Linked DNA regions of Homo sapiens: regions 2, 3, 4, 5, 6 and 7 are each linked to region 1. Evidence: chromatin loops called from intact Hi-C (ENCODE). Cell type or tissue: heart left ventricle. All regions are shown on one strand. Each heading gives the region's core, and the rest is flanking DNA. Links, peaks and the distances in the headings are about the cores only.

The links. Peaks named below come from ENCODE experiments on the same cell type or tissue, not always from the same donor. Only the 100,000 strongest peaks of a DNase experiment are listed, where the experiment ranks them.
Region 2: a loop joins it to region 1, with 4 times the contacts of the local background. A loop is called at or near these places in 8 of 110 quality-filtered maps.
Region 3: it touches region 1 in a loop (2.7-fold over the local background); 7 of 110 quality-filtered maps call a loop at or near these places.
Region 4: it touches region 1 in a loop (19-fold over the local background); 4 of 110 quality-filtered maps call a loop at or near these places.
Region 5: it touches region 1 in a loop (2.9-fold over the local background); 17 of 110 quality-filtered maps call a loop at or near these places.
Region 6: a loop joins it to region 1, with 2.0 times the contacts of the local background. A loop is called at or near these places in 16 of 110 quality-filtered maps.
Region 7: it touches region 1 in a loop (2.1-fold over the local background); 3 of 110 quality-filtered maps call a loop at or near these places.

What each region holds. Positions count from the first base shown.
Region 1 is chr1:168,634,945-168,639,459 of GRCh38, reverse strand. It overlaps LOC105371604 (a long non-coding RNA gene), which reads left to right. Exons shown (of 3, transcript XR_922259.3): 3 at 694-1,336. Among named protein-coding and RNA genes, the nearest start is that of XCL1, 61 kb to the right of the region's middle. In heart left ventricle, for the core only: CTCF peaks have their summits at 1,879 (motif pointing left) and 3,099; no DNase peak of the experiment used is centred there; H3K27ac peaks cover 1,146 bases.
Region 2 is chr1:169,346,341-169,350,855 of GRCh38, reverse strand. All of the region lies in intron 1 of NME7 (NME/NM23 family member 7), which reads left to right. Among named protein-coding and RNA genes, the nearest start is that of NME7, 19 kb to the left of the region's middle. In heart left ventricle, for the core only: a CTCF peak has its summit at 2,226 (motif pointing right); no DNase peak of the experiment used is centred there.
Region 3 is chr1:168,772,223-168,776,737 of GRCh38, reverse strand. It overlaps LOC124904452 (a long non-coding RNA gene), which reads left to right and starts at 2,119. Exons shown (of 2, transcript XR_007066725.1): 1 at 2,119-2,413. In heart left ventricle, for the core only: no CTCF peak of the experiment used is centred there; a DNase peak (open chromatin) is centred at 2,307.
Region 4 is chr1:168,766,020-168,770,534 of GRCh38, reverse strand. The region is part of intron 1 of LOC124904452 (a long non-coding RNA gene); the gene reads left to right. Among named protein-coding and RNA genes, the nearest start is that of LINC00626, 19 kb to the left of the region's middle. In heart left ventricle, for the core only: no CTCF peak of the experiment used is centred there; no DNase peak of the experiment used is centred there; H3K27ac peaks cover 1,018 bases.
Region 5 is chr1:168,715,425-168,719,939 of GRCh38, reverse strand. The region is part of intron 1 of DPT (dermatopontin); the gene reads left to right. Among named protein-coding and RNA genes, the nearest start is that of DPT, 12 kb to the left of the region's middle. In heart left ventricle, for the core only: no CTCF peak of the experiment used is centred there; no DNase peak of the experiment used is centred there; H3K27ac peaks cover 1,483 bases.
Region 6 is chr1:168,723,050-168,727,564 of GRCh38, reverse strand. The region is part of intron 1 of DPT (dermatopontin); the gene reads left to right. Among named protein-coding and RNA genes, the nearest start is that of DPT, 3.9 kb to the left of the region's middle. In heart left ventricle, for the core only: no CTCF peak of the experiment used is centred there; no DNase peak of the experiment used is centred there; H3K4me3 peaks cover 1,102 bases; H3K27ac peaks cover 489 bases.
Region 7 is chr1:168,823,047-168,827,561 of GRCh38, reverse strand. No RefSeq gene overlaps it. Among named protein-coding and RNA genes, the nearest start is that of LINC00626, 38 kb to the right of the region's middle. In heart left ventricle, for the core only: no CTCF peak of the experiment used is centred there; no DNase peak of the experiment used is centred there; H3K27ac peaks cover 1,193 bases.

The sequences.
Region 1 (4,515 bases), core at 223-4,222:
TTTTTGTTTAAACTCACAGACTTCTATGCAAAAAAGAATGCATTTTCATGTATATAAATTTACCTCAATAAACTTAAAAAATAGCTAATACTGTACTGCATACTTGAAATTTGCTAAGAGATACATTGTAAATACTCTAGGAAGGAAGGAAGGAAGGGAGGAAGGGAAAGAAAGAAAAAGAGAGAGAAGGAAGGAAGGAAGGGTGGGTGGGAGGGAGGAAGGGAAAGAAAGAAAGAGAGAGAAAAAGAAAGAAGGAAGGAAGGAAAGAAAGAGAGAAAGAAAGAAAGATAGAAAGAAAGAAAAAAGAAAGAAAGAAAAAAAGAAAGAAAGGAAGGAAGGAAGGAAGGAAGAAAGAAAGAAAGAAAGAGAAAGAAAGAAAGAAAGAAAGAAAGAGAAAAAGAAAAGAAAGAAACTATTTGGGTGATGGATATGTTAATTAGCTTAGCTTGAATGTGGTGATCATTTCACAATGTGTACATTTATCAAAACTTCAAGTTATATACCTTAAGTATATACAGTTTTATGTTAATTATGCCTCAGTGAAGCTGGGGCAAAAAGAAAGTTCATTACGCCACAAAGCAAGAACTCTCGAGATAGGGTGACTGCAGAGTCAGCTGATTTAACAGCATTAGAATCCAATTTCTTTCTCTCTCTATGTGTCCTGACATTTTGGATGGGTCATTTTGCCCTCAGATTCGTTTTTCTCCTGGTTTCAAGATTCTACAGTAATTCCAGACGTGACATCATCCAGACAAGAAAATGTTTAGAGGAAGAAGAAACCATTTTCTGTCTGTATCTTTGTTAAAGCAAGTTAACTTTTCCTAGCTGCCCCCAACAGACTTTTCTTCATGGTTCAGTGGCCAGAATTATCATTTGCCCTGAACCAAAGACACCTAAAGTGCGTAGAACCACTTTGATTGGCTTGGAACATCATTGTCAACTCCCTCAACCTCCATCCCTGGGCTGGCCCGGGGACCAGCCTTCCCTAGACACATGGCTCTCCGGACGTGGTTGTTTATACTAACAAAACCAAGTCTGTGAGGAAGTAAGAGCGGAAGAAAAGAATGTTAAAGAGGCACCCAACAGTAATGCTACATGGAATGGATTTTCTAAATACTAAAAAATTAAAAGTGCATTTATGATGAGAATAGAACCTTAGGTTCCAGGACAAATTCTCAAGAGAACTTGGATCCAAGTAAAGTAATTTTTGACACTTCCTCATCACCTCCCTCACAGATGACCCTCTCCTCCCTCACAAATACCAATCCCCCTCCCAATGTTTCACCTTCAAGCTAACCTCTAGTTGCCCGGGATTCCCAAGATGTCTCATTTAGACCTCTACTCCTGCAGCCAGACCTCACTCACATCTTCCAGCCATTACTTCTCCTCCTATCAAAAATTACCTAGAATCCCACTTATTTTTTAGAACACTATTCTCAGCACTCCAATAGCTTACCTCTTTTTATTTTCTCATTTTCTTTTAAATTGTTTGCAGGAAACCTGGTCATACTATGTGAACAAAGACATGTACATTTTGACAAGTTCCTATGGAGTAAAACTAGCCTCAATTCAGAAATACACTTTATCTCTGAGAATGGGTGTCTATGATCCTCAGACAGGTTGAAGGGGAAATATGAGGGAAGGGAAATTTTCCTAGAGGCCCTCACACAATCATCTCTTCCATCATGGTCTTTCTCTTTCCTGTGCTCTGAATAGTCTGTTCTTCTTGTATCGAGGGCAGATGACGTATTTATAACATTTCTGGCAGCTGGAAAGCTACGGAGGGAGGGTAAAGAAAGAGGAGTTGTGAGACGCAAAAGATATCATTGCCTTAAATGCTACAGCTAAAGCTGTTGAATGGCTTAGCTCCCCCTACAGGATGCCATGTAACATAGCAGCACACACTTAGAAGGTACCATTTTGTTAATCTCCTGGCCCTTCAGTTTCATCCTGTCTTGCTCTATCATAGGAGACTGCACAGTCATGGCCGACATCTTCAGCCTTCCTACACCAGAAACTTCTTCCTAGCCTTCCTAAACTTCTGCAAATAGACTCAAATATCAGGAAATCAAATGTTTTTCAAAATTAAGGAGATGAACTTCAAACATCCGGTAGTGGGAAGTTGAACTGAGAAACTGCTAATGTCTTCTTCCAATTCTAAAGTACTGTCAAAGTCAAATAAAGCATAGAGATGAATCTCTGAAATTAAGCCATTTCGTGGGGAGGAAACAATGGTAATTCAGGCCATACATGCAGACTGTCTTTAGCATGTCCCAAAAACAAAGAGGTTAGGGGTTTTATTTTTTAAAAAAGGAAACGTTACATATTGTCCTTCGCAAAAGCTCACTGGCACTAGTAAGGTCTGGGAGAGTTGGCAGGATTTGGTTGGTGACTGAAGGCAGTAGGTAAAACACAAGGGGTTGTTTCAGCAGCTCTTAGATAAATCAGGTTTCAGCAGGAAATTTCAGCAACTAGGCTTGCAGAGAATTACATTCTTAGATCAATGTCATGTGCTTGGAATGTTTTCTCCCCCTGGCTTCTCCACCCTGTTTTAGTAGGGTATAACAAGAATGCCCCAATTCATATGATTAGCTTTCACAATCATTGTCCTTCTTGCCACAGTACAAGCTGTTCACATAGTAGGCTCTGGCCTCAGCTCGTGTATGACCTATAAATAGCACCTGTGTCACCAGAGGGAAAAACTGCTGAATCAGGGACATGGGTTAGAAGGAGTGTAAATCATCTTTTGTCTGAAATACTCCTAATTGATTTTTAAAGAAAAAGTCTCAACAAGGGTGTGTGTGTGTTTATGTGTGTGTGTGTGTATCTGTGCATGTCACACACAGCTTATCAGAAAGAAATCAAGAGCAGGAGTGAATGAGCAAGACAGAAGACAATGCTCATCTTCAGCCTTCCTACACCAGAAACTTCTTCCTAGCCTTCCTATGTTGTACTATATTGCACTTAGAGAAGTGCAGTTAGAGAAGACACGAGCAAAAAAGAGCAGAATTTCTTATTCCAGAAACCTCTATCATCACAATCAGACAAACTCTTCATAATTGGGCACCCCACAGAATTACACCATAGTGCCATCTAGCTCTCACTACCAAAGCTTGACATCCTATTCCCAGCTAGGTTAAGAGGTTTAGGGTTAGTCACTGACCAGCAAAACTAAACTGATTGCCATTATTTGATAATGAAAATAAGCAAAATCCCCCAAAGAGGTTTATGTTTGGTAATAATTTATATTCAACTTATCTTATCAACATTCCAAACCAGTTTCTCAATATGAATATTAAGACTTAGATCTTTCTTGTTGAATATAGATTCAATGTTGCTCTGGGTTTTTATTAAACAAATTTCCACAAAGGTTGCACTGATTACTTCCTATCTTCTTTGGAAAGCTGTCAGCTGACAATGCTACCGGCTATAGATCTGATGTCAACAAATCACTGGTCTTGCAAATTTCCAGAGCATTTGCAAAAATCCCTAAAAAGAACAAATGGGAAAATTTCATTTTAATTCACTTATGCTGAATAGCAGGGTTGTTCATGTAGTATTTGTAGAGAGAAGGAGTGCTGGAGTCATGTAAAATAAAATAATAAACAAGTGTCACGCCTGCAGAAGATCAAAGATTCTTATTGTAGGTATGATCTAGAAGAAAGTCTAAGAACTGTATTTTGTGGTGCTTCTGAGTTGTAAATTCTTTACTAAAGTATTCAATTATGGGAAATCGTGCCTGCTTCCCACTGCTGGTGCTGGCTGGGATGGAAATACTAAATGCCAAGAAGGAAAGTACATAATGGTTTTACTCTTTCTTCTAATAAACAGTATCATGGTGGAAAGAACTTGGCCTTTGGCCTTAGAGACTTGAATTCAAACATTGAAACAAAGCACTTTCTAAGTATTTGGGATAATTAACGTCCTTGAGCCTATCAGCATTATTGCAAAAAATAGTGGAGATAATATCTGTAAAATATCAAATATTGTATCTTTTTTATAAATAGTCTTTATTTTGTGTAAATACTATTAAAACATCAAAGAGGAATATAATCATGTGCTGTCATCTTTACAGATGTCATTAGACAGTACATATTTGGATCTCTGGTAATCTTGTTATGATGTGAGTCAGTGATTTATGAGGGGCAAAATTTTCCTATCGCATTACCTATTCTCTGCATCATCTGGCTTACAAAAATAGGAGCAGTGCATCTTTGAGCAGAAATAGATGCCTGAAATAGCTGTTAAACTGTTTGAGAGTCAGTACGAGGTAAATTAACCCAAAATAGAGCTATAGCAGAAAAGAGCCAAAAAGTGTGACTGTATTTAGCTATGGCGATGATGCTCATGTGTGGGATTTCTTCTGGCTCCAGGGGAGGGAATTTGGTAGGGAATAAGCAACATCTCTACTGTATCAAGAAGACTGAGTTTCCCCACACAGCCCTTCCATTTACTAGCTGTATGGATAGAAACAAATCTACATTTTCAGAGGCTAATTCCCTTACTTGCAAAATG
Region 2 (4,515 bases), core at 245-4,244, 710 kb before region 1:
CCATTTACATGTGATGTGCATGTCTGTATGTGTATATGACTATTCCACATTGAAGTAATTCTAATTTCCAAACGAAGGAAAGAAATTACAAAGTTTATTTAGTTAATACCATATCAGTAAGTGCTCACATCACTTCTCTATTTTTAATCTCTTTTATGTTTGCCTTATTTTTCTTTTTTTCCCTCTTTTCTTGAATATCCTTCTATTTCTCTAGGAAAGAAAGATATACAACGTGAAGCTAGAGAGAGGGAGAGAAAGAAATCCAGGACCAATAAAGAGGGAGAGGGACAGACATCCAAAATCTAGGAGACAAAAGAGAGAAACATCCAGGGCCAAGCAGAAGTAGAGGCATCTCTGCCCCATCACTCCTGCTTTCTTCAAGATCCCCTCTGCGTTTTGCACAGGCTGTAGTCTTCTGGGAAGGCAGTGCTGGTGGAGAATGGATCCATCTACTTTCAAAGACATGCATTGGGAATTTATTAATACCTCTCTATCCTGCTGTCTGGCTCTCTGAGTTGGGACTCAGTAATGTACTAAGGAGAGTGAGCTCCTTGAGAGCAGGGCTCTTTCCTTCCTTCCTTCCTTCCTTCCTTCCTTCCTTCCTTCCTTCTTTCTTTCTTTCTTTCTTTCTTTTCTCCCTTTCTTTCCTTTCTTTCCTTCCTTTCCTTCCTTTCCTTCCTTTCTTTCTTCTTTCTTTCTTTCTTGGCACGATCTTGGGTCACTGCAACCTCCACCTTCCAGGTTCAAGTGATTCTCCTGCCTCAGCCTCCTGAGTAGCTGGGATTACAGGCACCCACCACCACACTCCGCTATGTTTTTGTAGTTTTAGTAGAGGCAGGGTGTCACTATGTTGGCCAGGCTGGTCTCGAACTCCTGTCCTCAGGCAATCCATCTGCCTCGGCCTCCCAAAGTGCTGGGATTACAGGCATGAGACACCATGGAGGTAGGGCTTATTTCTTACTCACTCTTGTAGTCCCTCAGTAATAGCTTGCTTAGAAAACTATTCTAATTAATACACTGAGCTTTTGAGATACTGTTCCTTTTATACAGTTACATTCTTACTAATACAAATGAGAAATCTATAGCCTTAAAGAAAGGATTAGGCTAAAAAGGGACTTAATTTTGGAAAATTTGTAAGGAGCTTGATAAAATGAATCCAGGGTTTTAAAAAAAGAGGTTCTGTTACACACACAACACACACACACTAAATAGACATACATTGTGGATTAAACCTTTTTTAAAAATGTCATGAGAAAGATATTCTTGAAATGATTTAATAGCATTTTTTAAATTATTGTTTTTAATTGTTTAAGATACTGTTATGTAATTTGTTAGATGTTAGAAAGCAAGCGAAAGGAATTTATTAGATGTTAGAAAGCAATGGAAGAGAATTCACTGAATGTCACGCATATTCCATAAGAGTGGCTGTTTGATAATTTCATCAATAAATTTAAAAACTTTAAACTTATTTGGGGCTGACTGGGCAAAGGATAACCCCCCCACCCCAGATTGGGTCCTCTTTTATGCAAGGAATTAGAGAGAAATGAAATTGTTGACCTGGCACAAGCTATCCTTTCATTAAAATGTTTCCTAAAGTCCCGATGACTGGAGGGGATATATTAAAAACAAAAGGAGGCTGCTCTTCCTATGGAGTAGGCATTCTTTTATTCCTTTACTTTCTTAATAAACTTGCTCTCACTTTTCTTTAAAAAAAGAAACTTATTAACTTATTCTTTAAAAAAGAATGGGAAATCTCTTTTTCTTAATAGTTAATATCTATCACTTATTGAATGCCTACTGTATATTCTTTTCACATAAGGAAACCTCAGTTTTTTAAAATACCCAAGATTATACGCTAGAAAGCGGTAGGGCCCAAATTTGAACCTATTTAGCCTAGAACCTCATGTTCTTTCTAGCCTACTACTTAGGGTCACGATGTTTAAAATTTTTTTTTTTTTTGAGTTAACTCTTTCTTTTGCTTTTATGTAGCTATAGAAATTTAACTTCCTTTTCAAAAACTCAGTTTCTAGTGGATATAGGTGATATACATTTTTTTCAGGAATTCATAATTCATATTTTGATACTTGACTAGGGCTCTGCAAAATTACTATGGTTTAATGAATAACTACAGGGCTAAAATTGAGGGTATTTGTGAAATGGCTTTGTGAAATGGCTTTGTGAAATGGCTTTTTGGGCAGGATATGTTAAATCCACATTGAACACTAGGTGGCACTCTTCCATCATTGGACACTTTCAGGAAAAGCTATCCTTTATGGATTTTATTAGTTGCTTATTAATTTTAATCATATTGAAGTGGCATTCGAATGCTATTCATCTAGAAATCACAGATGTACACAGTATCACAGATTATTTCTCATAAAGTCAAAGACACACGTTTTTCTTTCCTAAATTAGAAAACTTTAGCCTAAATGATGAAACAAATGGTCATCTTTGGGATTAAGCTTGAAAATGTGGGTTTTTTTTTTTTTTTGCTTTTTTTTGGAATCTGTTACTTTACCAAAATATCCTTTGACTTATTTTTAAAAACTTAATCAGGAAACTACAAAATAAAAATAATGTTTGAATTACATGAGGTAATATAGGCAAATGCATTCCAAAGAAAACACTGTCTTAATATCTTCTTCAGATAGACTGTCTGATGATCACTACTTCTAACACTTGTGGATGTATTTAAGACTTTTACCACTTTTATAAAGGTACATTAGTGGTTACAGCCACTTAAGTCTGTATCACTTTATTGTAAACACAGTATTTTCTCCATTGACTAATATTCAAAAAGACTCATTCTTTTTCTCATGATGAAAATGCTATCAGAATCAGTAGCCAACTGTAGCTAATGCAGAATAGTAGTAATTTGCAATGCATGTAAATCTATATGTATATTTAGCATCTGCAGCATTTGGTATATGACATACAGGAAAAAATGGAACCATTTTGGTTTGCATATTTTGCATAGAGCTACTTTTCTCTATCTCTGCAACCAGGGCTGCTACATACTACATATAGGACATTGCACAATTATGAGTGAGTTGCTGATATTCTTATTTATTACGTATTTTTCTAACACGTGGCAGTAAAGTGTTCTCAGGAAGGCACAACTTTTTCTGTTTGCACAGGAGTACTAGATGGACTAAAGAATAGTCTTTTCAGATTTCTTAGCAATGATACTGCTCGTCTATGCCATTGGCTCTTATTCTTGAAAGAAAAAAGAATACGAGAGGAGGGAGCACAGGAGAGAGAAGGTGATATAAAAGTACCATTCCAGGATGCATCTAATTTACTACAAATGTCAGGGTGGGTTTAGGGCCTCTACAATGGACAGATGCCACAGGATGCCATCCCACTGTATCTTCTCCTCATACTCTACCTTCAAATCATACTGGCTTTGTTTGTTAAACTTGCCAACGTCCATCTTCCTCCCAAAGCTTTATACTTTTTGTCTACCTGGAATGTATTTTTACCCCAGGTTTCTGCATGACTGGCTTTTCCTCATCCCGTTTTGACATCTCAGATCAAGTGTAGTTGTTATTCTAGTTGAAGGGGTACTCCCTAGCTCACTACCCCAATAATTGGCATGTTTACCTATTTATCCTATTGTTTTTGTAACACAATTTATTTATTTACTTACATTTTTAGAGATGGCGTCTCACTGTGTCGGTCAGGCTGGAGCGCAGGGGTATGGTCATAACTCCAACTCCTGGGCTCAAGTGATCTTCGTGCCTCAGCCTCCTGAGTAGCTGCAATTACAGGCACGAGCTATGATGTCTGGCTATAACACATATTATTACAAGAATTATATATATTTTTTATTTTTACATTCTATAAGGAGAGACAGAAAATTAGTAAGTAAGCTCCATGTCAACAGGGCCTTGTCTGTCTTCTGTCTTGAATATCCCCAGTGTCTGTTGCAGTGCCTGGCAAAGAGAAGCCATTCAGTATTTGTTGAATGAATGAAGGCATGAATAAATTCAACTTTTAAGGCATAACTAATATTTCAATTGATGATAGCTAGCAGAGTTCTGCTTTCTAAATTTATTCATTCAACAAATACTTAATAGATATCTGATATATGCAATGCATATACCTAGTCCCTTGGGATGCATCCATAAATAAAACAGACAAAAGTCTCTGCCCTAAAAGGGCTTGCATTCTTTTGGGGCAGATATGCAATAAGCAATAAACATATGAAGTATAGTATACATTATATTTGAAGGTAAATAAGTGCTACGGGAAAAAAATGAGCAGGGTAATGAATGTTGGGGGTACTGATAGTGGTGTTGAATGTAATTTAAAGGGAAGTGGCCAGAGTTAGTCTTGTGGAGAAGATGATGATACCTGAGCAAAGTCTTGAGGGTGAGAAAAGATAAGCCATGTAAATATTGGGGAAAAAGTATTCCAGGAAATAAGACAGTCAGCGGACAGACTTTTTTAGGTGGGAGCATGCCGTATGTTCAAGAAACAGTGTGGCTAAGGCAAAGTAAGCAAGAGTGACAG
Region 3 (4,515 bases), core at 379-4,378, 140 kb before region 1:
CTTTGCTGCTATGCAAACAAGGACAGAGAATAGAGGCTGTAAAATTGAAATGAGATGTAGATAGTTGGGGGGGGGGGCACTACATCAAAGGAAATAGCTTTAGAAAGAGAAGCTGTGCTAATGAGGAATCATAAGGCATGTTTTTGGTGAAGAAGCCACATGACAGAACTCAATGAGTTCCACAAGTGGGTGACAGAGTCCCTTCCCAATAGACAGCTTTCAATGGAGGCAGGCCTGATGATTCTTTGCAGGTGGTTTGACTCCTGAAGCTGTCCAAGAAGTACTCAAAATATTTTTGACATTTAATAAGCCTTTTTCTCCACCTACTAAGAAGAGGACAGGCTGGTCCTACTACTATCTGTGGGGATGGAAAATAAATGGACAGTAATAACTCCTCTTTGTGCTTCATTAACGTGCAATCATCAGGGCAGCAGGCGTAGAATGAAGGCCAGTGTTGACTGGATGTCACAGTGAGAGGACAATTCTGTAGGTCAAAATGGGAGAAGAGGCAGAATAACAATCAGAAATTGTAGGTCATGTGGAAAAATTAACAAAGGTTGCTTTTATTCTAGTGATATTTTCCAATTATGTTAAGCGCACTGTCTAACTTGCTAACATCCCCCTTGCTTCCCACTGCACTAAAAGGAACTAGTTATCTGACTGTGCGATGAACCAGGAGACCTGGTGTGTCCCAGCCCAAAGGCTGAGGAAAAATGGCCCACAAACCATTCCTTACAATGGAATAGAGTAGAAAGGGTCAGAAGATACTGTCATAAGGCCCTACTCAGCCACCTACTGGTTCTATTACTTTTGGGGGGGTTATATGTTTATATTCATGCAGATTTATATGACCCTTATAATAATTATTATAAAACAAGCTCAATACGTTATTGTCTAGCTTTTTCTCCTCCTTCACATAACTGCTTGGTCCACTCCTGACCTAAACAAACAAATCTAAAAAGAGCTTACAACATCCCCCTCAATGGGTACGAGTGTGAATATTTTGTATAGGAACGAGATTCATGGTTAACGTTAACCCACATGAAAGCTCTTCCCACTGTTGGAAGAGAAAAACAGATTTTCACTCAATGTCTTCTCAATTGCTAGGTTCACTTCTTCATGGGAAAACACCCCACAATTATGGTAGTTGCTGCCAAGAGAATAATGGTAACAAAGAGAAAAGAAACAGTTATTATGGAGTTTGTCCAGAAATCCATCCCTATTATGTAACAGCAAATGATACAATTGATTCCCTCAAACTTGGGCCAGGAGACTTTTTTGGTAAAATGCAGCCAATCCACTGATTCTTTCTCCTTGTGTATTTCCCTACTCCTGTTCCAAACTAATCTGCATACCTGTATACTTAAGAGAACCTGGATCAGGATCCAGAACCTCCCAAAATGTTAATTAATATATTATATATTATATATACACACATATATATCAGCTTAAATACACATACTTATATATTTAAATATACATCAGCTTATATATAGAGAGAGCGCCATATATATATACACATATATATATCAGCTTAAAGTTACTAAAAATATATTTTATCCAAATGTTATTCATAAATTTAAAATTCAGTATCTATAGGCATTTGCAAATGCCATATAAACGTACACGAAGGCAATTTATAGCTTCTCTAGTACTAAATAGTTTTAATCCCTAAAATGATCCTCAAGAGGAAGACACAGGGATAATCAAAGCAAGATTGGCTTAGGGTCAGGGCTTATGTTAGGCACACATTGGTGGAGAGCTAATGGATCTTCCTTTGAAATTCTACCTTTATCTCCTTTTAAAAAGTCAATGAATTAATTTGTTATTACTCATGAAAACTTTTCTACAGATTATTTTTTCGCAGAAAAATAGAATGGTGGGATCTGAGAAAGAGAAAGAAAAAAGAGAGAGTGGAAAGTTTTCAAGAGCTGGAATTTTTGTAAGGCAGAGGATGAGAAAAGTGTGGGCCAGGGCAGGGCAGGTAAGTGGTGACACTAAGGAGGAATTGCCAGCTTGGGTGTACAATAAAGTTTAATGGGAAGGGTGCCCCAAAATAATTTCATTGCAGGATCTGGTCCAAGACCAGTTCTGACTCTCATCACCCTTTCTCTAGCATGCTTTCACTCTGCAGCCCTCAGCTCCCAGCCCCTTACACTGGTTTCCCTCTTGAGCATTATCTGCTCAGTGATGACCTCTGATCCATTCTGCCAATAGTTATCCCAGACTCTTTCTGTCTCTCTACAGAGAGAAGGTGTGGGTGGACAAAGCAAAGCAGAGCCCTGACCTCACACCAGCTGGCTGAGCTGTCTTGGCTTGCATTTGCTGTTCCAGCATTTGTGGAGTTTGAAATCTGCATGCTTGGAGTGCGGAGAGCTGGATCTTGCACCACAGTCTCCCTGTGGGCTCTTGAGTAAGTGCTTTTAGCAGCTAGGGAAGGTGGACACAGAAAGGGAGGGGAAGAAGAGGAGTTAAGAGTATTTGTGTAGTGTGATCTGAGGGACAGTTAATAGCCCTCTCTCCTCACAATCATAAAATAAAAGTATCTTTCCCAAGAGGCACCATCGTGTTAAAAATGCAACTATTAGAAATACACTCAGTTCAGTAAAGCGTTGCTCTCTCCTCTCGATTCTTATCTTCCCTTATCAATATAAATATCCTTAGGAAGTATCATACCCGAGTCACTGATACTTTAGCATACATAATCAGAAAACATTCTTCAGTCCCAGAATTTAGATGATCACTGTAGCTACTGGGTTGAGATGCTTTTAGGAAGAAATTGATGAAGGAGGATAAGAAGAAAAGGACAGCACAGAAAAGGCAGAAAGGGACGTCAAGACAATCTTCACTGACTTAGCAGGACCTCCAGGCCCACTCCAAAGCCACGCTACAAAGATCTCTTCCTCTCGTCTTCAGTGGCACATGTTATGGGGCCATTCAATCTCAGTAAGTGAGTGCATGAATGTCTGTTTAGTAAGTATTCTGTATTCTAATGTATACTAAGTATGTAGTAAGTATGCTAGAAAACTGTCTTGTTACAAATATGATTTTACCTGCGATCCCGTGGAGGGGTGATCAGAGAAAAAGAAGAGTTCAGAAAGTACCTTTCATCTCACTCCAGAAACTACTAAAAACTACTAATTTTCTTCTCCAGGTATTGAACTGATACATTGTATTTCTCCCAGAAAAGATTAAAATTGTATCCACAGAGGCAACCTCAAAACAGAGTTGATTGTTGTTCTGGAAGCAGGCTGATACATTTTTTATGATTGTAGGACAAAGTCAAGTATGAAGTTTCTCCTGGTCTATTCTAAGATACAAAGTATAAATCAATTTTGGAACAATCCACTTGCCCGCAGCCACAGACAGAAAATAAGCTTTCCATGGAAAATGAAGGGAGAAGGTGTGGAGAACTTGGGTGATGCAGCAGAAGAAACAGAAAGCCTGCGAGTACGGGCAGGGGCATTCCAGAGTCACCAGAAGTGGAACGTGCAGTTCTCCCTGCTGATTGCTTATTAGTGTCCCCCAAGATTCATTCTTGTTCTGACACCTTCAGGAAATTTATAGATCAATCTTTTCTTTTTTTAATTTGATGCTGCCATAAAAGCACTGTATGGTGCTATGAAGGGACAAACAGCTTCCTCCATAATATCTTGGCAAAGAAGAGAGCTCCAAAAGAATCCCTGAGGGACCCAGGTGACCCAGTCTGTGTTCATTTCTACTCCACATTCAAGTCACATAGCTCTGGTATCCTTATGGATGACTGTTTTGCTTAGAAATAAAAATCTGTGCTCTGACATTTCTTAACTCTGAAAATAGTGACATGGTCGTTTCCCAAAACCTCTTGAGCCTGTAATCCATCAGTTGTACTTGCAGGCTTAGACTTACATAATTTGAAGGAGTTTGGGTCTTTCCCAAATATGTTACTGAAATGGAAATCCCACAAATGAGAATGGATTCTAATTCATCTCAAGTCATAATTTAGATTGGGAATTGGCACTTTTTCTGTAATGAACCACACAGTAAATATTTTAGGTTTTGCAGGCCAAATGGTCTCTGTTGCAAATACTCAACTTTGCCCTTGTACCTTGAAAGCAGTCACAGATAGTGCATAAACAAATGGGTGTGCCTATGTTCTAAAAAGCCTTTATTTATGAAAGCAAGCAACAAGCGGGATTTTCCCAGGCCATGGTTTGCTGAGCCCTGCTCCAGATGGCTCTTTGCAACACCCACTTTCTTTTATTTTTCTGTGCTACCTATTGCCACTATCTGAGAGTTCTGAAAGTTTCTAAATTTACATAAATTGTCTATGCATTGGTATGATTTTCTCAAAATTGCAGTATAAACATGTGCTTTTCAATTTCTTTTATCATATCTTTATAGATTAAAAAATACACAATAAATTCTACCTGGCTGCATTCTAATAATTTTTCTGAACTCACGAGCATATTTTTATGTAGCTGTGATTTGTACATGTATTCTATTTCTCTATTTTGTGATTTATACTCAATATTT
Region 4 (4,515 bases), core at 332-4,331, 130 kb before region 1:
ACGGGTTTCACTGTGTTAGCCAGGATGGTCTTGATCTCCTGACTTTGTAATCTTCCTGCCTTGGCCTCCCAAAGTGCTGGGATTACAGGCATAAGCCACTGCACCCAGCCCTTTTTTTTTTTTTTAAATACTTTAAGTTCTGGGGTACATGTGCAGAATGTGCAGGTTTGTTACATAGGTTTACACGTGCCATAGTGGTTTGCTGCACCCATCAAACTGTCATCTACATTAGGTATTTCTCCTAATGCTATCCCTCCCCCAGTAGCCCCCCCAACAGGCCCTGGTGTGTGATGCCCCCATCCCCACGTCCATGTGTTCTCATTGTTCAGCTCCCACTTACGAGTGAGAGCATGTGGTGTTTGGTTTTCTGTTCTTGTGTTAGTTTGCTGAGAATAATGGTTTCCAGTGTCATCCATGTCCCTGCAAAGGACAGGAACTCATCCTTTTTTATGGCTGCATAGTATTCCATGGTGTATATGTGCCACATTTTCTATATCCGGTCTATCATTGATGGGCATTTGGGTTCCAAGTTTTGTGAACAGTGAATGCTATTGCTATTTTGAACAGTGCTGCAATAAATATATGTGTGCATATGTCTTTATAGTAGAATGATTTATAATCCTTTGGGTATATACTCAGTAAGGGGATTGCTAGGTCAAATGGTATTCTTAGTTCTAGATCCTTGAGGAATCACCACACTGTCTTCCACAATGATTGAACAGAAGCACAGACTATAAGGCAAAAATTGTTGATCTGACTACAAAGACATTAAAGATTTTTGTTCAACACAGGCACAATTGACAGTGTTAACAGATGTGTACCATACTAGGGGAAAATATTTTTAAAGTTTAAAATAAATGAGATTAATACTTAGATTATAAAAGCAATTCCTACTAACAATTAGAGAAAAAAATAGGAAAATGGGTGAAGGATGTGAATAAGAAATGCAAAAAAGAAGAAATCTGAAGGACTACAATTAGATCAAGAGATTCTCAACCTCACCAATAAGAAGAGACATAAAAATCAAAGCAACAATAATATACCATTTAATACTCATTCAATTAGCAAAAGTTAAAAAGTTACACGACTTCAAGTTTTCAACAAGTTGGGGGAAACAGAAACCTACATAAATGGCTGGTAGGAGTGGGAGCTGGCACAATCTTTCCAAAAAGTAAACCGGCAGCTTTTAGTAATTAGTTTCTGTGTACCCTACAATATAGCAGTCTCTCTCCTGGGAATGTGTCTGAGAGATTTTCACACAGGCCTGTAAGACACCACATAGAAAAATGAACACAGCAGCATTATTTGTTAGAGCAATAGTTGTCCATCAGCAGATGAAATAGAATTCAGCTGTCAGATGCGATAAACTAGTGAATATACATCAGAACATAACATTGAATAAAGAGATAAAAGAATATAATGAGACGCTGCGTATGATGTAAACTAAAAGCTTATACATGGCCAGGCGCGGTGGCTCACGTCTGTAATCCCAGCACTTTGGGAAGCCAAAACAGGGGGATCACAATATCAGGAGTTTGAGACCAGCCTGGCCAATATGGTGAAACCCTGTCTCTATTAAAAATACAAAAATTAGCTGGGCGTGGTGGTGAGTGCCTGCAGTCCCAGCTACTCTGGAGACTGAGGCAGGAGAATCTCTTGAACCCGGGAGGCAGATCTTGCAGTGAGCCGAGATCGTGCAACTGCACTCCAGCCTGGGTGATAAAGCAAGACTCCGTCTCAAAAAAAAAAAAAAAGAAAGAAAAAAAGCATATACACAAAACACTACTAGATATCTTTCACAAATACGTATGTATCAAGAGTATGAAGAGACATACATTAAACATCTTAGAGGGAATGTATACTAAGTGGTAAGGAATGGGAATAGGGAATGAGAGATGAAGGGGAAAACTAAAATAAACTAAGAAAGGGGCTTTATGGGATCAAACATAAGAGTGTGCCAGGAATTGAAATAAGAGTATGAATAAATGAAATCTCTGAATCTAAAATCCAAAAAGTTAAAAAAACAAAAAGGCACACATAATATGGAACAGGTTGCTATAAGAAGGCACACTTGGTCTCTGCATAAGTTTCTCCTAAGCACATGGGAACACATGAGCCTCACAGGATATAAAGTGCAAATCAAGACCCTGTTCTTAAATTCATGAACTATGATTCTCTTTAGACTGTTCTCCTTCAATCTCTTGAAGCTCTTTTCAGTTCTACAACAGTGGTGATAATTAGCCAAGTGGGGAGGGGAGGGCATAATTCCACTTTTCCTGAGAAGCTGGTGACAAAGATTCCCCCTGGCAGAGGTATTTTAGAAACATTGATTGTGTTCTTGTATTTTCCATGTTTCCCTCTATGTGCTGGCAGTAGCAAATGTCTTTATCGTGGCTGTCATCCAGAGAATTCGAAGCCAGAGCTCTGCTCTGGGCATACATCCAGAAGAGTGATGTGGATTCCATGGCTGAAGAGCCCCAAAGTTTAAGGAGGGCCCAGAGGTTATGCTGACTGCCTCTTCAAGCCTTTACAAGTTGAAGAGGGAGAAAAGCTGAAAGCCCTTGGTCTTTCTCAAGGCCGTGTGCGGCCTTACTTTGATTTTTGTTCTGGGACAGGATGCCTAGATGTTTAGAAGTGTTTTAAGAGCAAGAGGTCAAGCATCACTCTTGAGGGGCCAGAGTATAGTGGGGAGACTATACATCTGTGTTTTAGATTTTGCTCTACCTCCAAATTGGATATGAAGATTAATTGGGTAGAATTTTCTCAACCCATTGCATTCCTTACCATTTAGTGTACATTCACTCTGAGATGATGGCTAGAATTTCATGAGCCCTGTGTTTATGAAACGACTGAAGTGTGTTCATCTTTTTAGCACAGAAGAAACACCACTCATTGACAAAGAAGCAGCTACTCACGAAGAGGGATAAAAAGCATCTGAAATTCCTTCCAATCTCACATCAAATGTCTTCCAATACACTGAAAGTCCCATTATTTTTATTGATAGTAAAAATTTTCATGTTAAGTATTTATAGTTATTATTTATAAACAAAATTTTATAGTTTTAACCAAATTGCTAAGAAGCTATTATTCCCATTTTATAAGTAAAGAATGGTCTTAGCAAGAGAGGTTACCCTCCTTGACCAAGATGACACAGCTAGGATATAGCAGAGCCAGGATGCAAGCCAGGTCTACATGGATGCATGTGTACAGCTTTATAGCTTATTAGTGTTGCTATTAAAAGCTTTCGCTAAGATAATACATATATTTTATGCAGCAACTTGGAAACTAAGACATTCTCAAAACTTCTGTAAGATTATTTTTTTAATTTTTAAAAATTTTTTGTGGGTACATAGTAGGCATATATATTTATGGGGCACATGAGATACTTTGATGCAGGCATGCAATGTGTAATAATCACATTATGGAAAATTGTGTATCCATCCCCTCAGTATTATTAATTGGTTCAAACTAGGCAGATATGATCTCAAAACCAGATCCTTGAAAGAATGAAGCACAGAAAAATTTAAAAGCTTTCAAGCTTTGGATTACTCATCACCTATAGAGCAAAATAGTGCCCTGCAAATAAGAGACCCCCTCAATACAAATTCCCGTCCCCTCCTGCCTAGCTTGAGGTGCACAGTAGATTGTGAGGGACAGAAGACTGGATACCAGAGGCCTTGGAATGTAGGAAAGGGGACACAAAAACCGAAGGCAGTCTGAAAAGGTGATAAGAGATCTTCCATGGCAAACAGAACCTGTTTTTCCATTCTTCCCGAAGGTCAGGCCTTACTCTGTTGACGCAAGGGCTGTTTTCTGTGTCATTTTCTAGCTAAGGCTGATGGTCCCTAAGCACGGCACAGATTTTGATTCTTTCTCATCACTTCAAGGTCTATCTAAAGATTCTGCTGAGAAGGAGCTTATAATTTTTGCATTGTTATGGGTTAAACATATCAACTTTCATTTGATAGGCAAAATGCCCTGTGATAACACGTAACAATAATTACAGTTGCAGTAATAGCAACCATTAAGGAAATGTTTAGTATGTGTCAAATGCTGTGAAAAGTGCTTTATATATATACATCATCTCACATGATCCCCTCAACAGCCCTCAAAAGATGATATCATTACTTCTACTTTACATAATTGAAAATAAAGGCCGGGTGCGGTGGCTCATGCCTGTAATCCTAGCAGATTGGGAGGCTGAGTTGGGCAGATTGCTTGAACCCAAGAGTTCAAGACCAGCCTGGGCAACAAGGTGAAACTGTCTCTACAAAAATATACAAAAATTAGCCAGGCTTGGTGGCACACACCTGTAGTCCCAGCTTCTCGGGAGACTGAAGTGGCAGGATTGCCTGAGCCCAGGAGCCGGAGGTTGCAGTGAGCCAAGATCATGCCACTGCACTCCAGCCTGAGTGACAGAGTAAGAACCTGTCTCAAAAAACAAAGCAAAAAAACCCCCCAAAAACAGTCAAGTAATTTCCCCTTGACCATCTATCTAATGCCTGGTGGAACTAG
Region 5 (4,515 bases), core at 188-4,187, 81 kb before region 1:
TGTGTTTTCAGAGGAGGAGTAATTACCTTGTGACTTTCCTTCTAGAAAGCTTCCAGTTTCAGATGGAGCAGGGCTAACAATACTCCAGTTTCTGAAACTGAAATTGAACCTCAGCCTTCAAAGAGGTGGTAAGAAAAAAAAAAAGTATGTCTTCTCAGATGGGAAGGAGAGTCTTGTAAGTAAGGTACCAGTGCCCTCCTGCTCTAAGGAAATAGTCTTATTTCCTTAGAGCTGCGGTCATGTTATACAATTCACCAGGATATTAGCCATCGTATTGGTGACTGTTAGGAACTCCTCACTCACATCCATGAAGGGGCCTGAAACTCCCTCCAAGTAGTTTCCCTCCAAGCGGAATAGAGCATTGAGCCACTGCCCTGTTCTCCAGGCCATTCAGGAGCAACAACCAGGTGCTGTGAAGTGAGTCAGAGCATTAGTCATTTGACCGCTACCCATCTCTTTTGAAATTGAGTTTGAGTAACTTTAGCAATGCAATCCCTGACAGTTCCCCCAGTCCTGTTCCATTTAGAAGTTGCCTCTCTTCTCACCTAGCTCTGTGTTTGTAATCCTGCAGCTATGGCCAGTGTTTAGGTGAGTCTTGTTAAATAAGGAGCTTTGTTAAAAGTGAAAATGAGAGGAATGGAGGAGAGGAATGCCCAAAGCTATATTTATTTTGCCCCCTCATCATGGAGCTGCAGGGAGAGAACGGAAGCAAGAAAAGGGATTGCTCACCCAAGATCCATGTAAACTACTTGGAGGGAGTTTCAGGGCCCTTAATGGAATTGAGTGATGAGCTCTTAAAAGTCAATTCTGCCTCCAATAATGGGACATAGTCGGGTCACTCATTCGGTCCCTCATTCTTCTATTAAACATTTGCTGGACAACAATGTCAGACACTGCATGGAATACTACTTCCTGAGAGTGGTAAGGCATACTAAAGTACCTGTGCTCCAAAGTGGGTGGCTAAGACATCCAACCTCATTGAGCTTTGTTTTAGGGAAACAGCAGCTCAGGGAGGGCCTATGAATCCACCAGTGTTTTACTGATTAGAGACAGGGGAGCCAAGGGACAGCTTTTACAAAGTAGACTCATAATTACTGTGTAGACTAAACATAAGTATAATGACACTAATAAGCAATTTATTAATCCCAGGAATTTTACATGCGTTGTCTTATTTGGTCTTCACGATAACTTTAATACATATGTGCTATTATTATGCCCATTTTACAGATGAGGAAACTGAGGCTATTAGAGGGCACGAAACCCGCCCAGATGATACAGCTAAGAACAGTGGAGCCATCCAGCAGCATAGCCAATGCTCTTGGCCACTCTACTATCTGCTCCCCACAGTGTGAAAAGGTACCCCCACAAAGATCCGGCTCTGGAAGGAATGCTTTCACATACCAAACTCCTGAACAGGCTGACTCTACCAAAATGTGAAGGCAATCAAACCAAAGCCGGAGGAGGAGGGTTATGTTTGGTTATCTAACTTTCACTATATGTTCTTAGGCTCTGAGTCTGTAGGGTCCAAATAATCTTCACAGGGCAGAGTTATCTGAGGTGGTGTGTGAGAAAGTGACACACACTTCCCGTACAGGCACTGGGGCCAGCAGCCTGGCCAACAGCTGGCGGGGAATTTGTGGAACTTGGATTGCCTTCAGAACTGGTACTCCATGAAACAGTTCGGCTTATCTTCCTACATTTATTTTTACTTAGGGGAACTTACCCCCATGGGAGCTCTGTCCCCTATAGGGGTCTGAGTACAGAAGACAAGCCAAAACAATGGAACAACAACTCCGTGGAAACCACAGCCCAGCTCAGTTCTGAAAGGGCTTTGTTTTAGAGGAAGGCAGCATTTTAGTGATGGTAGGAGAACAGGTCACAGAGAGCACTAGCTTATGGCAACCTTCTCTTTTTGGACACATATGAGTTTTGCTTATGATTCTTAGAGCTTCATATTGAAATTACCTCTCACCTACTTTACTAAGAATTAGGATAGAATAGAACACCCTGGTAGATCAGCCCCTAAAGCTACCTTTCCACCATATCATGAGCCTAGTCCATTCCACTCATATAGCTTGCTGAAGTATGCCAGGCATTTACAAAGTGATTAGTATACTCCTGATGAGATGCGAGCAATGGTAGAATGAAGAAGGCTACATCAGTCATATGCAGAAAACTGAAACTGGACCCCTTCCTTACACCTTATACAAAAATTAACTCAAGATTAATTAAAGACTTAAAGGTAAAAACCCAAAACCATAAAAACCCCAGAAGAAAACCTAGACAACACCATTCAGGACACAGGCATGGACAAAGACTTCATAATAAAAAACACCAAAAGCAATTGCAACAAAAGCTAAAATTGACAAATGGGATCTAATTGAACTAAAGAGCATGTGCATACCAAAAGGAACTATCATCAGAGTGAACAGGCAACCTACTGAATGGGAGAATATTTTTGCAAACTACCCATCTGACAAAGGTCTAACATCCAGAATCTACAAGGAAATTAAACAAATTTACAAGAAAAGAAGAAACAATCCCATCAAAAAGTGGACAAAGTATATGACCAGACACTTCTCAAAAGAAGACATTTATGTGGCCAACAAACATATGAAAAAAAGCTCAACCTCACTGATCATTAGAGAAATGCAAATCAAAACCACAATAAGATACCATCTCATGCCAGTCAAAATGGTGTTTATTAAAAAGCCAAGAACCAACAGATGCTGGCGAGGCTGTGAAGAAATAGGAATTCTTTTACACTGTTGGTCGGAATGTAAATTAGTTCAACCATTGTAGAAGGCAATGTGGTGATTCCTCAAGGATCTAGAACAAGAAATACCATTTGACCCAACAATCCCATTAATGGGTATATACCCAAAGGACTATAAATTATTCTACTGTAAAGACACATGCACAGGTATGTTTACTGCAGCACTATTTGCAATAACAAAGACATGGAACCAACCCAAATGCCCATCCGTGATAGACTGGATAAAGCAAATGTGGTACATATACACCATGGAATACTATGTAGCCATAAAAATGAATGAGATCATGTCCTTTGCAGGGACATGGATGAAGCTAGAAGCCATCATCCTCAGCAAACTAACACAGGAACAGAAAACCAAACAGTGAATGCTCTCACTCATAAGTGGAAGTTGAACAATGAGAACACATTGACACAGGGAGGGGAACAACACACACTGGGACCAGTCGGGGGTAGAGTGTGAGGAGAGGGAGAGCATTAGGACAAATAGCTAATGCATGCGGGCCTTAAAACCTAGATGACAGGTTGATAGGTGCAGCAAACCACAATGGCACACATATACCTATGTAATAAACCTGTACATTCTGTACTTGTATCCCGGAACTTAAAGTAAAATAAAAGAAAATTGTAAAACCTAGATACATGTATAATAAACTACACAGTTGCACATACCAAAAAAAAAAAGCTAGATCATCAAAGAGCCATAGGTCTCAATTTACACCTTAACCTGCATTACTGAGCCCCTATAGCTGAGTTTTCTAGTCTGCCAGAACTTCTTACAAGTCCTGGGAACAGGGAATTCAAGCTAATTTACATGGTTGACCGAATACCGAGCCCATCTCTCAATTCTTCTCACAACATAATAGCAAAGTGATTGATACAGAACAGTAGTAGAGTATGAGATGTTTAATAAATGAATGAATAAATAAATAAATAAATAAATGCATATTTGAATTATATACATTAGGTGAATAAATGAATAACAAGTAATAAATAATAAATTTAAAAGGACGGATGATTTCTGATGACAGACAAGTAATATATTTAATATCTAATTTTGTTAGATCTGCAAGTTCATTTTCAGCAATGGAAAAGAATAAATGAAATCCACTTGTTGATAATGTTACAATTTGTGTGTCAACAAGGCCTCTCTCACCAGTCAGCACACGGTACTTACTTTATGCATTATATTTTCTGAAAACTTATCTTCCCATGAAATACAAGGTTGCATTCCAGCAGCTGTCTGGCCATGCACATAGACAACTGCCTGCTCTGGCTCTGCCCACTCATAAGAGGGGATAGACCAATGGCTGGGATGGTGGGAAATGCAAAGAAGGAGAGGTAACTGAAGAACTATTTTGGAAGGGTTTGTGAAAGAGCTCATGCTATAAGGTGGAAATCCACTGGATTTCATCAAAGGGCCATGGCTCACCATACCCATCTGGGCTTTGCATGCTGTGTGGGGGCAGAACAAATGATCATCCTTGTGCTCAATTTCCAGGGCTCTGCTGTTAAGCAGAAGAAATGTTTATTTGAAATTCGTCAATACATTGTGCTTCTCTTTGTCTTCTTTTTATTTTAAATTCCAGTAAAATGAATTATAATATCTTTTATTTTAAATGACATGCATAATACAATCTTGAATTTGTAAAATTCTAGATGTAAAATTCTAGATCCTGGATAAGTAGCAAGAACAGTGGAAATGCCCTGACTGTGTAGAGCTTATGGTCTTGTGGGTGGTG
Region 6 (4,515 bases), core at 396-4,395, 88 kb before region 1:
CTCTGCCTCAAAAAAAAAAAAAAAAGAAAATAGAAAAAAGAAAAAGCATAGAACCCTGGGGGACACAACCAGTAGAGAGGTGATGATGGGAAATCCAAGAGGAAGAAACACCGATGGGTGGGGGAGCCAGGAAAGAGAGCGGGCCTTTAAGTAATGACAACAGCTACCATTTATTGAGTGCTTACCCTGAGCAGGCTCCATGCTAAGTGCTTTATGTGGATCATCTCGTGTAATGCTCAAAACAAGGGTATATCCCATTTATAGGTAGACAAACTGCAGTCTAGAGATCCAGTATTTCCTCGGCTAGAAAGCTGGGGTTTGGATCCACAGAGTCTTTGCTTCAAAGAGTTTGTACTTTGCCACAGTGACGGGCTCCTGAGAGGCTGCTGCCTCCACCCAGAGTGGGCTCCCACCCGACAGCTGACTCTGTCAGCAGAGCCAGTGCCACAGGACCAGATTCAGGGCAGTTCTTCCTCCTGGAGAGGGTGGGGACCTGCAAGACCACAGCAGAAGCCCAGCCCCAGAGGGATGATCCCTACTTGGTTACCAGGACTGTGGAGGGGCTCAGCCGGACTGTAGAAGGGGTGGGGAGAGGACTCACACAGGCAGCAGCAGGTGAGGGTGCCGGGGCTGTGGAGGCTGCTTGGACAGCCTTTGTGGGCCATTCTCATCCACCCCCATGGCCTCTGGTGAGCAGATTTAGTTATTCAAAACCCCTTCTGACAGATGCTGATTCAGAGACCAGGCTCACCTTGATTGTTGTCTCCATGACTCCTCACAGCCAGGCCCACTGCCTAATGTGGAGCATGGCAATGACCTAATTACAACTGTCCCTCCAGTCCTCACCTCTCAGGAGCACTATCGCATGGGTGCGACTCCTTTCTAACAGCCGTTTTTTGTGCCACAGTCAAGCAGCACTCAGCCATGGTTCCCCAAGCCATAGAGGAAGAGCCCTAGGCTCTGAATCAGGAGGCCTGGGTCTGGATCCTGGTTCTAATGACTTGTGGTGTGACCTTGGCCCAGACGCTCAGCCCTCCAGTCTCCCGCCTCATTTGGAAAGTGAGCAGTCAGGCTGCATGATCTCTGAAGGCTCCACAGAGCTGTGGCTCACCCCTGAAAACACTCTTGGCTTTTTCTTGCATTCTGTTGATCTTTGTGTTCATCCCTGCTAGAGAGAGAAGCCAAATGATGTTTAGTTTTAAACTTGCCAACTGTGACTGGTTTGTCATGAACTCCCAAACTATTTGAAGAAAAGCAAAAGAGGAAGAAGGTGAAATAACATGATTTTATTTGGCCCATGGGAGTCAAGGGAAAAGCTGATAGGCGAGATACCTCTTCCACCTCCTCTTACTCGGCATTTTTGGGTGTGCAGTGTCTAGTAATTTTGGTTTCCTTTCCTCCTTCCACCCTCTGTTGCCTCCTTCTCCCCGTCTACTAATCACAGGGTTGAAAACTCACAAACATGCAAAACAACTTCTTTACAATAAGATCCAGCTGCCCCAGGACTGACACGAATTACCCTGGAAGCACTTTTAAAAATGATTATGCCTTTGAGTTCAGCCTCCAGTCTCAGTGAAAAATCTGTAAGGAAAGAAATTGCTTATGGGCTGGGGAGCTATTACATCTGACGTTGGCTACAGGCTTAGTCTGTTCTCAGGGAACAGTTGTTGATGGTTTTGTGCAGTTGGGCTGCCTTGTATAACCAAATTAGCTTTCAGGTTTATTTTAAAAGAGGGGAGGAGTCTCGAATATAGGCTTGACAATAGCACATAGGATCTGCTAAAAAGAAAATCTTTCTAATCAAAGTGCCATCTTTAAAAGGTGTTGCCATCATAGCTGAGTGGTCTGTGGTGCTGCCATTGATCACAGTTTCTCTGTTGAAAATCACCTCTTCAAGTGCCGGCTTCTGAAGTTTGGATGATGGTCTCTGGCACTAACAACTACCAGGAGGCCTTACCTGGGTCCCCATGAGTGGTATTTCACCATCCCAGGGCATGCCTAGGTTGTTCTCAGGGAATCTGCTCTAACTTGGGTCAGCACAGGCTGTAGGGCACTGGGTCCTGTGTGGAATAAGATGAAGGTGAAATTTTCTAGTGAGATTGAGCTACTGTGTAGCGGAAGGAGCCCTGGGCTTGGATGCAGGAAACCTGGATTCACAGCTCCTGCTTGTATCTGTGACATTCGGTATCTCATTCTGGCAAAAAAGAAAGAGAAGAAAGAAAGAAAGAGAGAGAGAGAAGGAAGGGAGGGAGGGAGGAAGGAAGGATTGAAGGAAGGAAGGAAAGAAGGAAGGAAGAAAGGAAGGGAAAGAGAAAGGAAAGGAAAGGAAAGGAAAGGAAAGGAAAGGAATGGAAAGGAAAGAAAAGCAAAGGAAGAAAAAGGAAGGTGTGACTCCCACCTCACAAGCTGCTACTTGTGTTACTGTGATACTTGTAGGATAAAGTATAAGAAAACTCTAAAGCAAATTGAAGTCTAAAACAAATGCCTAGCACATCATGGGCAGGTAGTAAAAGTTTAGTGAATCTGAAATTGATGTGGCTGATGTTGGGCAAGCCAGCTTTCCACGGAGTCTGAGTTCAGAGGAAAAGTGGTCCATTTATTGGTATCTACTTTTTACCCCGGGCTTCAAAGAATCTCAAGGAGAAGTTTTGGAGTGGCAGTTTGTGTTAGAGCTGAGTTTATGAATTCAATGACAAGCCACAGACTGGAGAAGAGGAGAAAGAATCTATGCAACAGGGCTATGGCAGCATCGAGGTGCATTTGAAGGTGGAGAGGTTGGGTGGGAACTCCGTTTTCCATGGTCGGACTATTTCCCTAATCTAAGCAAGACCAAGCCTCAGTGTAGTTCAGGGCAGTCGTCCTGAGTCATGGTTCTGAGTATTGAGTACTCACAGGGCCCACTTCCTCGGGGATGCTTTCCAAGACCACCTCCTCTCCCCACACATCTCGCTGTCTCCACTCCCTCAGCCTGCTTTGTTTCCTACAATGCCCTTGTCACTACCTGATTGGCATTTGTTTCTTGTTTTGTCTCCCTCACTAAAATATAAGCTTCATGAACACAGGGGCTTTGTCTCATTCACCACTGTATCCCCAGTGCCTAGACAAGTGCTGGTACATAACAGGCCCTCAATACATATGCAGTGAAAGACCAAATCAGCAGTCCAAACCCCAGCCAGTGTCCCCACGGCCCTCCGCAAGGAGGCCTGCAGGTTTTCCCACAGGGGAACCATTTTGCTTATGTCTTTGATTCCCAATATTCCAGTGTCTATAGTAGGGGTTCCAACTGTATTGTTCACATCTCATTTTGATTTATTGCATTTACCAACATGCAGGATGGTCTTTCAAGATTTCTTAAGGATCGCTAAAACATGCACAGAGGATGGCTGACACACTTTGCCGCCGCAGAATGAAGTTTTTATCAGGTTTTCATTCTCTCAATAATCTTAAGGTCTCGATCAATTTCAAAAATTGAAAGTAAACTCTTTATTTCAAAAGCCATAAGGGCTAAATGCTGCACAGTAACCTATCCTGGTTTGACATTTGTGGAAGAACTGATGAAATCAGTTTGGTGTTATACCAAGGTTAATTTCTTAGCATTTCTTAGCATTCCTAGACACTCTAGAGTTATGAAAATTAACATTAGAGGAACCTGGGTGAAGAGTATACATGAATTTTGTGTGCTGTCTTTACAAGCATTCTGTAAATCTGAAATTACTTCAAAATAAAATTTAAAAAAATAAATATAAGGATGCAGCACAAATATAGTACAACAGAATCGTGGAATTCCAGCACTGGAGGGGGTCTTGGGCACAATCTAGAGCAACCTCCTTACCTCACAGAATAGGAATAAAGGCCATGAGACTGAAGCAATTAAAAACTGAATAAAAACATTGCTGTCAGGTTAGGAACTGTCATCCTCTTTTTACAAAAGTAGATATAAATATCAGTAGAAGGGGAGAGATGGGTCATGGAGCAATTCTGTTTGGAATTAGGAGAGAAATCCATAACTTTACATAAGTATAGGTTCTATGGCCCTAACCCTGATCTACGTGGTGATTTATGATTTATAGAGTATTCCTCATTTATATGTTCATTTGTTTATTCATTCACTACCAAATGCTTATTAGCACAAACTTTCCCAGGCCCCAGGAAGATGGAGATGAATAACATACAGTCTATGCCCATGAGTTATTCAAAAGCTAATATTGTTTGATCTTCACAACAGTATTGGAATCCAGGTGTTTCACACATGAGGAGGTTGCCCTTGCATGGCTAGCAGATGGCAGACGGAGGACCTGAGCCAGCCAGCCTGATTCCACAGTGCTGTGGGTGATATGAAATGCTGATGTTATTTTTGTTCCTGGATAAAGCCATAGTGAGTGCTGACCTAAAAAAGATATCAAATCCACCTAAGGATGACTTCTGAGGGCAAGAAGGCTGAGTGTGGGAGAATAGGGTTATGACAGATCTAGGATTCTTGCCAACTTTCCATCTAGGTCACTCTCCTAAGTGCTA
Region 7 (4,515 bases), core at 156-4,155, 190 kb before region 1:
CAGAAAAACTGTCTGCCTATTCGTGCCTCCAGACATAATAAGCATGTTTTTTGTTGTTTTTGTTGTTTGTTTGTTTGTTTGTTTTAAGACAGGGTCTTGCTCTGTTGCCCAGGCTAGAGTGCAGTGGCCCGATTACAGCTCACTGTAGCCTCGACCTCCTGGGTTCAGGTGATGTTCCCACCTCAGCCTCCTAGGTACCTGGGACTACAGGTACGCACCATCACACCTGGCTAATTTTTTTTGTAATTTTGAATAGATTGGGTTTTGCTATGTTGCCCAGGCTGGTCTTGAATTCCTGGACTCAAGTGAACACAGACCCTGGATATGTCAGACTAAGATCTCAGTATCCAATAGATAAATTCGCAATGAAATGAAGGGGCTTCTGAAAATGTATTTTCGCCACATAACCTTCAGGCCGTAGTTTTGGATAAGAAGGAAAAGGGCAAGTTAAAGAATATTTTTAACTTAAAAAGTGTAAGCAAACTCAGTTTGCAAAAGGCTAATTGGATTTTCTGCCTAGCCATTCCTTATTTCCCCATTGCATTGCACTTTTCCTGGAAGAATTAGATCAGGCTGGGCAATTTTGCTTTTGGTTTGTAACCAGATTCATTTCGTATCCCTCTTGGGTTTTAGCAGAGTTAGCTTTTAAACTATAGGAGGGAAAAACCACATTCTCACACTCAGAGCCAAGATTTCAAACTATTTTTCAAACACCGTTGACTTCTGTAATTATCAAAGTCACTTCTTCAGCACTGTGCTTGGACCATTCTAAACTGTCTAGTTTCTCATACCTACTGATGATATATCCAAAGGGCAGAGACTAAATGTGGACTTCTTGCTCCTATTTACTGAATTTCCTCTTTCATGGGAAATAACTCGTGCTTAGTCCCCATGAGTATAGGGCCATCGTTAACGTACACAGCACATTTGGAAAATGGCAAAATATCCCATCTTTGGCTAGATGTACAAATTACCTAGCAGAGGGTGATTTTGTGAGAAACAAAAGGGCCTCCTGCCTCTGAATAAATGCTGCCCTAATCTAGTGCTTTGGATTTGCATCATGAATACAGCAGAGGGAGTTAAGCTAATACTAGCTGCTGTAACAAACTAGCTCAAAATGACCAGTGGATTAAAACAACAAAAGTTCACCTCTAGTTCATGACAGTTGCTTATCAACCTCCAATAGGCAGATGGGAGAAGGCAGAGAATGGAGAGGCCAATCTGCTTCTTGATCTCTTTGGCCTAGAAATAACACGCTTTACTTCTGCTCATATTCCACTGACAAGAACCAGTCACATGGAGCTTTCTAGGTGACAGGGGATGGGGGGAGTTAGGAGGTATAGTTCATATCCTCCTGAGAAGTGAAGGCAGTCACTTCTCAGATACAAGGGAATTTCTGTGCCTGATGATTTAATAACATTCATTTTGAGCAAGTCAAAGTGTTCTTGTGGAGCCCCATTTTCACCAGGACACCGCAGAGCTGCTGATGTTCGATTTAGGAGGCTGAGCTCCAAATGCTTTTCATATGCTAACGGCTTCAGGCTATAAATTCATGTGAGCATGGACTTGGGAGTCAGCCAGAATTATATTTAAAATCTCACAAATTGCTTAGCCACTCATGGTCTCAGTTCTCTCATCTATACAATACAAAATAGAGATAATAAGAATCCCAGTTCAACATAATGAATTGAATGGCTTGTTTGTCTCTGCTCCTTTCTGAAGTCCCAGTAAAATAAATATGAAATGTAACAATGTTATAATCTTTAAACCCAATTGGACGGTGACAGCAAATAGAAATGTCAATAAATTTCAGCTGATAGATGGTGGACTCGTGAAAGAGAACTGATTTGATGTAATGAAGCAAATAAAACTTTACAATGTAGTGAGGGGGTGAAGAAAGCCAGCAACAAGCAAACTGATTTATACCACAGAACCCTATAAAGGCTCAGAAATTGGAGAAAGGAGGTATGTTTGAAGAAAAGAGTGTAAGACGGAACTGAAAACAAGATTAACTGCCACCATCCTGGGAGCTGGAGAGAGATGCAGTGCCACACAAAACATGGGCTTACAGAAAATCAGTGGATGGTATGGTAAAACCCTTATCTTTTTCTCCTGCTTGGTTCCCAGATTTTGAGAAGCCAGGATTACATGTGCTCTCTTCTGGAGAAACTTCTGGGCAAAAGAAAAGGCCTATACACATCATCATTGGGGTGTATTAGTTTCTTGCTGCTGCTGCAACAAATTCCCACAAACTTGGCAGCTTAGACCAACACAAATTATCTTACACTTATGCAGTTCAAACGTCCAAAATGGGCCTCATTAGACTAAAAGCAAGGTGTTGGCATTCTAGGGGATCTGGAGAAGCATGTTTACTTGTCTTTTCCAGCTTCTAGAAGCTTCCCACATTCCTTGATTTGTGGCTCTCTTCTTCCATCTTCAAAGTCAACAACATCAGACCAAGTCTTTTCCACACTGCCATCTGTCTGATTCTCTCTTCTAATTGCCTCTTCCACTTTTAGGTATCCTTGTGATAATACTGGGCAGCCCAGATAATCCAGGAAAATCTCCCTATTTTAAGGTCAACTGATTAGCAACCTTAGTTCCATCTACAACCTTAATTTCTTATTGCCATGTAACCTGATACAGTCACAGATTCTGGAGATTAGGACATAGCTATCTTTGGGGGACATTTGATCTCATCTCACAAAAATGCATTTGTGTCCTAGTCTGATCGCCTTGTGAGGCCCACTGGCTGCCAAGCTGTGCCCATGCAGAGAGAGCTCCCAAATGGCTTTTTAGAGCCTCTCCCTTATACATGAACTCACAGTCAAGGACCATCAGACATTAGGATACCTCTCAGAGGTAAGGGAAACACATACAAGCACACACAAACACACATCCATGCACTGCACTGCACTACACCACACCCACCCACACTTATACTCAGATCCCTTTCACCTCTCACCCACAAGGCCCACAAGGGTGAGAGGAATGTGAGTATAAGCGTGGGTGGGTGTGGTTGTAGTGCAATGCATGGATAAAGGCTCACCCCCTGACCTTTTATAGGGTTCTGTGGTATAGATCAGTTTGCTTGTTGTTGTGAACTAGTTTTTAGCTTAACAACCTCTGCTGTATTTATGATTATGGCATCCCTGACTGCAGATAGAGCAAGGATTTTCATCAGGCACGTGGAGCAATTCCAGAATGAATAGGGCTTGCTGTATATTCTCCCTCTTTTCCCCTAGAGTGACAACAGAAGGAAGGCTAGAACAACTTATCAAAAAGCAGATGAAGCTGGAGCCTATTGCCCTTGGCATCTGGGTCCTATGGTCCCAGGCCAAGTAGAAGATATGAAAGAAATGTTCCGGCCATGTGTGAAGAGATTAGAGTGTGAGGTAGAGTTGGAATACCCTGGTCTACTAGGCTGCAGACAAATGGGCCAGGTCAGAGAAAGCTGTTGGGTTGTCGGGTAACATGAGAGGCTGGGGACATGGCCACATATGCTACATGGTTTCACCCTGTATCTCTCCCATTCTTCGCCTTCTCTTTTCCTTCCTTAATCCTGCTATTTCTTTCTTCCCTCTCTATAACCATTCCGCCCTTTGGAAAAGGGGGGAACCTTTGGATTTTGTCCAAATCTCATATGGAATTATAATTCCCAGTGTGGGAGGTAGGGTCTGGTGGGAGGTGATTGGATTGTGGGGGCAGATTTCCCCCTTTGGTGCTGTTCTTGTGATGGAGTTCTCATGAGATCTGATTGTTTAAAAGCATGTGGCACCTTCCTCCTACTCCAGCCTAATGTCCCTTTTGCCTTCCACCATGGTTATAAAGTTTCCTGAGGCCTCCCCAGAAGCTGAGCAGATGCCAGCATCATGCTCCCTGTACAGTCTGTGGAACGTGAGCCAATTAAACCTCTTTTCTTTATAAATTACTCAATCTCAGACATTTCTTTACAGCAGTGAGATAATAGACTAATACACTTCTCCTCTTTTTTTTTCCTTCAGTGTCCCTGCATGTCTTTCTGTCTCTCTACCTCTCCATATTATGACAATATCCTCTTAGTTTATACATAAATATGTACGAGAGTCAATGTACTTTTCTCCTCATTTTCCTGAAAATCAGTTTGATAGATTATTGCCATTTCTGGCATGTTATATCCCCTGCCTCCCCAAGATTTCTAGGAATATATGAAATAGGAAACGTAAGAAATTGCTTTTCTTTCATAATAGCCTTTCATCAGGTATTCTCTGAGGAAGTGTGCTAATGGAAGAGGTAGAAGTTTTATTGTCTCTAATCAATAAACCTAATTAAAACATTCCAAGTGCTCCTCAGTTTTTCCCTGAGTTAGTGGAATCTCATGGTTGCAGTCATTTTTGGAGTGATGATGGCATCAACGAATGCTAAATGCTGGAGGAGAGCTTGGGGTTAGCTCAGAACATTCTGGCCCTTATTCTAGTGATTAGCCTCCTAACGCCCTGCCAAGAGGAAAGCTTTGAAGTTCTAGTTCCCAAGCTG